Regions from separate parts of the Homo sapiens genome. Here region 2 is linked to region 1. Evidence: chromatin loops called from intact Hi-C (ENCODE). Cell type or tissue: ovary. All regions are shown on one strand.

Region 1 (2,500 bases):
GATACAAACTCATCCTTTCTTATGGCTGCATAGCATTCCATGGTGTGCATGTGGTACATTTTCTTAATCCAGTCTATCATTGATGGATGTTTGGGTTGGTTCCAAGTCTTTGCTATTGTGAATAGTGCCGCAGTAAACGTACGTGTGCGTGTGTCTTTATAGCAGCATGATTTATAATCCTTTGGGTATATACCCAGTAATGGGATGGCTGGGTCAAATGGTATTTCTAGTTCTAGATCCTTGAGGAATCGCCAAGTTAATTTTTGTATATGGTATAAGGTAAGGTCCAATTTCATGCTTTTGCTTGTGGATATCCAGTTTTTTAGCACCATTTGTTAAAGACCATTATTTTCCCATTGAATGGCCTTGGCATCCTTGTCAAAAATCAATTGACCATATATAAGTGGGTTTACTTTCTTGACTCTCTGATCTATTCCATTGGTCTATATGTCTGTCTCTTTGCCACCATCCTCTTTTGATTACTGTAGCTTTATAGTAAGTTGAAATTAGGAAGCATTAGTCTTTCAAATTTGTTCTTTTTTTTAATTTTAATTTTTTATAGAGATGAGGTCTTACTATGTTGTCCAGGCTGGTCTCAAACTCCTGGCCTCAAGTGATCCTCCCACCTTGGCCTCCTAAAATGCTGGGATTACAAGTGTGAGGCACCATGCCTAACCTGTTCTTCTTTTTTAAGATTATTTTGACTATTCTGGGTCTTTTGAGATCCCATATTAATTTTAGGATGGGTTTTTTTTTTTTTAATTTCTGCAAAAAGTGCCATTGAGATTCAATAGGGATTGTATTGAATCTATAGATTGTTTTGGATGAGAAAAACTTTTAATACAAATTTTATGTAATTGTTTTATTATAATAATTATTAGCAAATCAAAGGACTTGATCTGGACAAAATATTAAAAAGCATCTATGATGGAGAGGCTGCCAGACTCAGTCAACTGATGTTCTCCCTGAAGCCATTGAACCCAAAATAACATGGGATGTTTACTTTGAGTATATGTTTTTGAAATATAATCCTTATTTTTTCCTGATTTATCCTCATATTGACTAATTTGTGAGTGATCAGGATATGTCGTATATTGATTAAATGCTAGAAAGAATATTCTTTATCCTTTATATGATTAGATATGAGCTCAGTCTTGGAAAAATTATCTCAATATGGTATTAAACTTAGATAAATGAACCTGTAGTTATCATTATGACAAAGGAGCAAATCCCAAAAGGGACAGTAGTGGATACATTCTCTTTTTTTTTGGTTATTATTTATGTATTTATTTATTTAATTAAACATTTTTTTAATTAAAAAATTTTTTAATTTAAAATTTTTAATTTAATTAATAATTAATTAAAGACAGTGTCTCTGTCACTCAGGCTTGAGTGTAGTGGCACGATCTTGGCTTACTGCAACCTCCACCTCCAGAGCTCAAGCCATCCTCCCACCTCGGCCTCCTAAGTATAGCTGGGACTATAGGTGCATGCCACCATGTCTGGCTAATTTTTGTATTTTTTGTAGAGATGGGCTTTGCCATGTTGCCCAGGCTGGTGGTCCTGAACCTCCTGAGCTCAAGCAGTCTGCCTGCGTCGGCCTCCCAGAGTGCTGGGATTACAGGCATGCGCCACTGCACCCAACCCAGTTACTTTTTATTGTGATATAATTTCAAACTTACTGGAAAGTTGTAAGAATAGTACAAGGAACTTTTCCCATATAGTCTTTTTTTTTTTTTTTTTTTTTGAGACAGAGTCTCGCTCTGTCGTCGCTCAGGCTGGAGTGGAGTGGCACAGTCTTGGCTCACTGCAACCTCCGCCTCCTGGGTTCAAGCAATTCTCCTGCTTCAGCCCCCCGAGTAGCTGGGATTACAGGTGCCTGCCACCACGCCCGGCTAGTTTTTTTGTATTTTTAGTAGAGATGGGGTTTCACCATGTTGTCCAGGCCAGTCTCAAACTCCCGACCTCAGGCGATCTGCCCTCCTCGGCCTCCCAAAGTGCTGGGATTACAGGCGTGAGCCACCGGGTCCAGCCTTCTTTTTTTTTTTTTTTTTTTTGAGATAGGATCTCACTGTCACCTAACCTGGAGTTAAGAGTGGCACAGTCACGGTTCACTGCAGCCTCAACCTCCCCAGGCTCAGGTGATCCACTTCAGCCTCCTCAGTAGCTGGGACTACAGATGTGCACCACTACAGTGGCTAATTTGTTTTTTGTATTTTTTGTAGAGTCAGGGTTTTGTCATGTTGCCCAGGCTGTTCTCAAATTCCTGAGCTCAAGCAGTCCTCCTGCCTTGGCCTCCCAAAGTGTTGGGATTACTGGTGTGAGCCACTACGCCTGGCCCATTGGTTTTTAATATATTCACAAAGTTGTATGACCATCAACTAACTATTCTAAAACACTTTTATCACTCCCAAAAGAAGCCGTGTACTCCTTAGCAGTCTTTTCCCATTCTCACCTTCCCCCAGCCCCTCATAATCACTAATCCACTTTCTGTCTGTAT
Region 2 (2,500 bases), 1.5 Mb after region 1:
AGAACCAACTTATAGAGTCTTAGATGTCCAGCCATATCCTGTCCTGCAAGGACAGTCCCATGTAGTACATGCAGAGAAGGGTGGACTGGATGTGAGATACATAGGGGGCTGTGGGCATAGGAGAGGTGGTGGGATAGGGTGAGGATCAGAAAGACCTAGGAGGTGTTTCCTAGCTCTGCTCTAGTTGGGCAAATCTCTTAATTACTCTCAGCCTCAGTTTCCTCATCGGTAAAATGTACGTATATCTGAGAAAGAGATAGTTATTATCCTCATTTTACAGATGACGAATCCCAGGCTCAGAGAAGTTATCTTGCTCAAGAATTCATTAGAGAAAGCAGAGTCAGGATTCAAGCCCAGGCAGTCTGACTCCAGAGCTGGAGTTCTTTATTGCTAAGAATCACTAGTGGGATGGGAGTGTGCAGAATGAGTGGGGGGAGAAGGATATACGTTTAACACACTTAATACATCCGCTGTTAAATGTTTCCTGATTTCCAAGTTGTTAAAAGGAGAGTAAGTGTGTTTTAGCATGAAGGAAACACGGTGCTGTGGGTGGGCAGGAAGGATGAGGAACAGAGAATGATCCCCGACTCTCTTATGCTGTTTCTTTCTTGGGTTTACAGCCTTGGGCAGGCCCCAAGTAGAACAGCCACGTAAACGCATGCCTAGAGCGCTTGCCTCCAAGATGAGGGCATGAGCGCAGGATGCCACTAAATTTCCCTCCCCCGGCAGCCAAGGTTTTTGGGATTTGGGGGTGGGGTGCAACGGCTGCCACAGTTATTGTTCCTCCAGAGCCTCGGAGCAAGATATCCCCCCAAAGCCATATTAAATAAATAAAAGGAAATTCAGCAGATGGGAACATGAATCAATGAAAACTCCCATATGAGTGCAAAGATTTATGTCAAAAAACAAAACATCAACATCTGGGAGCTGCCGCGTCTCCTCTTGGCTGCTCGTTTGGAATGGATTCTCAGTGTCGCTTTCCGCCTCTTTCTAGCCCTGGGAGAGGACAGCAAGAAATAAAGAATGATGCCCATTAAAAATAGTCATTTTTAATCAGAAATGAACGCTGCTTTCCCCCTCAAGGCTGGAGGGAACGTGATGCAGGCAGTGGAGCTGCGGGCTCGGCCCCGGGATCGTGGGGAGAGAGAGCCCCCTGCCGAGCGCGGAGGGGCGCCCTCCCTCCCAGGCCCCGGGCCACCGTCTGGGGTCGGTTCCCTCCAGATTTCACAGCCGCGGCAGCAGCAGGAGCGCGCACACGCCCGCGCCCACTGCACTGCGGCGGTGCTCCGCAGCTCAGCCTCGGGGCCATCACGTGGGTGCGGCCTGACCCCGGGCGATTCTGGGGCCGTCTCCGCAGGCAGTTGAGCCTGCCGCTGGGGCGCTCCTCTGGTCAGGGCAAACCTGCACCTGCCTTCCCCAATCCGGGGGAAGGGAGGCGGCGAAAGAGGAACCTAGGCCTTGAGGAACGTGTACTGCGGATCCAAGTCCGCACTTAGCTCTTAAGCTGGGCCACGCGGGGCCTAAAGGGGCAGGCGTTGGATCCTGATACCTGGGTTCAAATCAACTCTGCCACCGTCAACTATGTGACCTTGAAGAAATTTACCTCCCTGAGCCAGCATTTCATCATCTGTAAAATGGGAATAATAGTACCAGTCTCCCAGGGAGGCTGTGAAAAGAAAATGAGAAACCATGCAAAATACTTAACACAGTGCACATATACATACAATTTAATAAATGTTAGCTATTATAATCAGGGATAAAAATTCAAATTCTCATCATAGCCTACACGGCTCTTACAACCCGTGCTCCTAGCTCTGCAGCCTTGGAGAGGTCACTGACCCCTTCCATCACTGGGTTCCAGCCACAATAACCTTGACTTCCACTGAGCAACCTAGTTCCTATCTGCCTCAGGACCTTTGCATCTGCTGTTCCCTCTGCCTAGATGGCTCTTTTCCACCTTCTGCTTCAACCCAGCCTGCCCTTTCTTTGGGCCTCAATTTACTTGTAACATTGTCCAGGAAATTCTTCCCGATTCATTTCTGCCCAAAATATAGTTCCTCTGCTCTATGCTCTCATAGCAGCCCAGCTTCTCCTTCCTAGCAACCTTCCTAATTGAAACGTATCATCAGTTTTGTTATGTTTCCCGTCCATCACCCCCTGGACAATTCACTCCATGAGGCCAGGAGCCCAGCCTATCTCATTCGCTGCTGTATCCTCAGTCCCCGGGACGTGACTGGCCTAGGCTCTCTATTTGTGGTAAATGACCCAGAGGGGATGGTGGGACTCAGGCCAGAGGGAATCCTGGGTCTTCTACATTGTTTCACCAGTTCCTTCCAACAGTAAACATTCATTTATTAAGTTCTTCTATATGCTAGGTCCTGTGTTGGGCACCAGAGACACAGACTCATACAATTCAATCTCTGATTTAATGGAGCTTGTAGTTCAAAGGCAGAGATGGATATGTGAACAGAGGACAACACAGATGGGGTGAAGACAGCAA

Evidence for each region. Peaks named below come from ENCODE experiments on the same cell type or tissue, not always from the same donor. Only the 100,000 strongest peaks of a DNase experiment are listed, where the experiment ranks them.
Region 2: it touches region 1 in a loop (18-fold over the local background); 1 of 110 quality-filtered maps calls a loop at or near these places.

Annotation. Positions count from the first base shown.
Region 1 is chr5:140,416,108-140,418,607 of GRCh38, forward strand. All of the region lies in intron 1 of ANKHD1-EIF4EBP3 (ANKHD1-EIF4EBP3 readthrough), which reads left to right. All of the region lies in intron 1 of ANKHD1 (ankyrin repeat and KH domain containing 1), which reads left to right. Among named protein-coding and RNA genes, the nearest start is that of ANKHD1-EIF4EBP3, 16 kb to the left of the region's middle. In ovary, no CTCF peak of the experiment used is centred here; no DNase peak of the experiment used is centred here.
Region 2 is chr5:141,913,104-141,915,603 of GRCh38, forward strand. No RefSeq gene overlaps it. Among named protein-coding and RNA genes, the nearest start is that of DELE1, 9.5 kb to the right of the region's middle. RefSeq lists an enhancer at 615-1,152 and a silencer at 1,062-1,201. In ovary, no CTCF peak of the experiment used is centred here; a DNase peak (open chromatin) is centred at 1,318; H3K4me3 peaks cover 500 bases.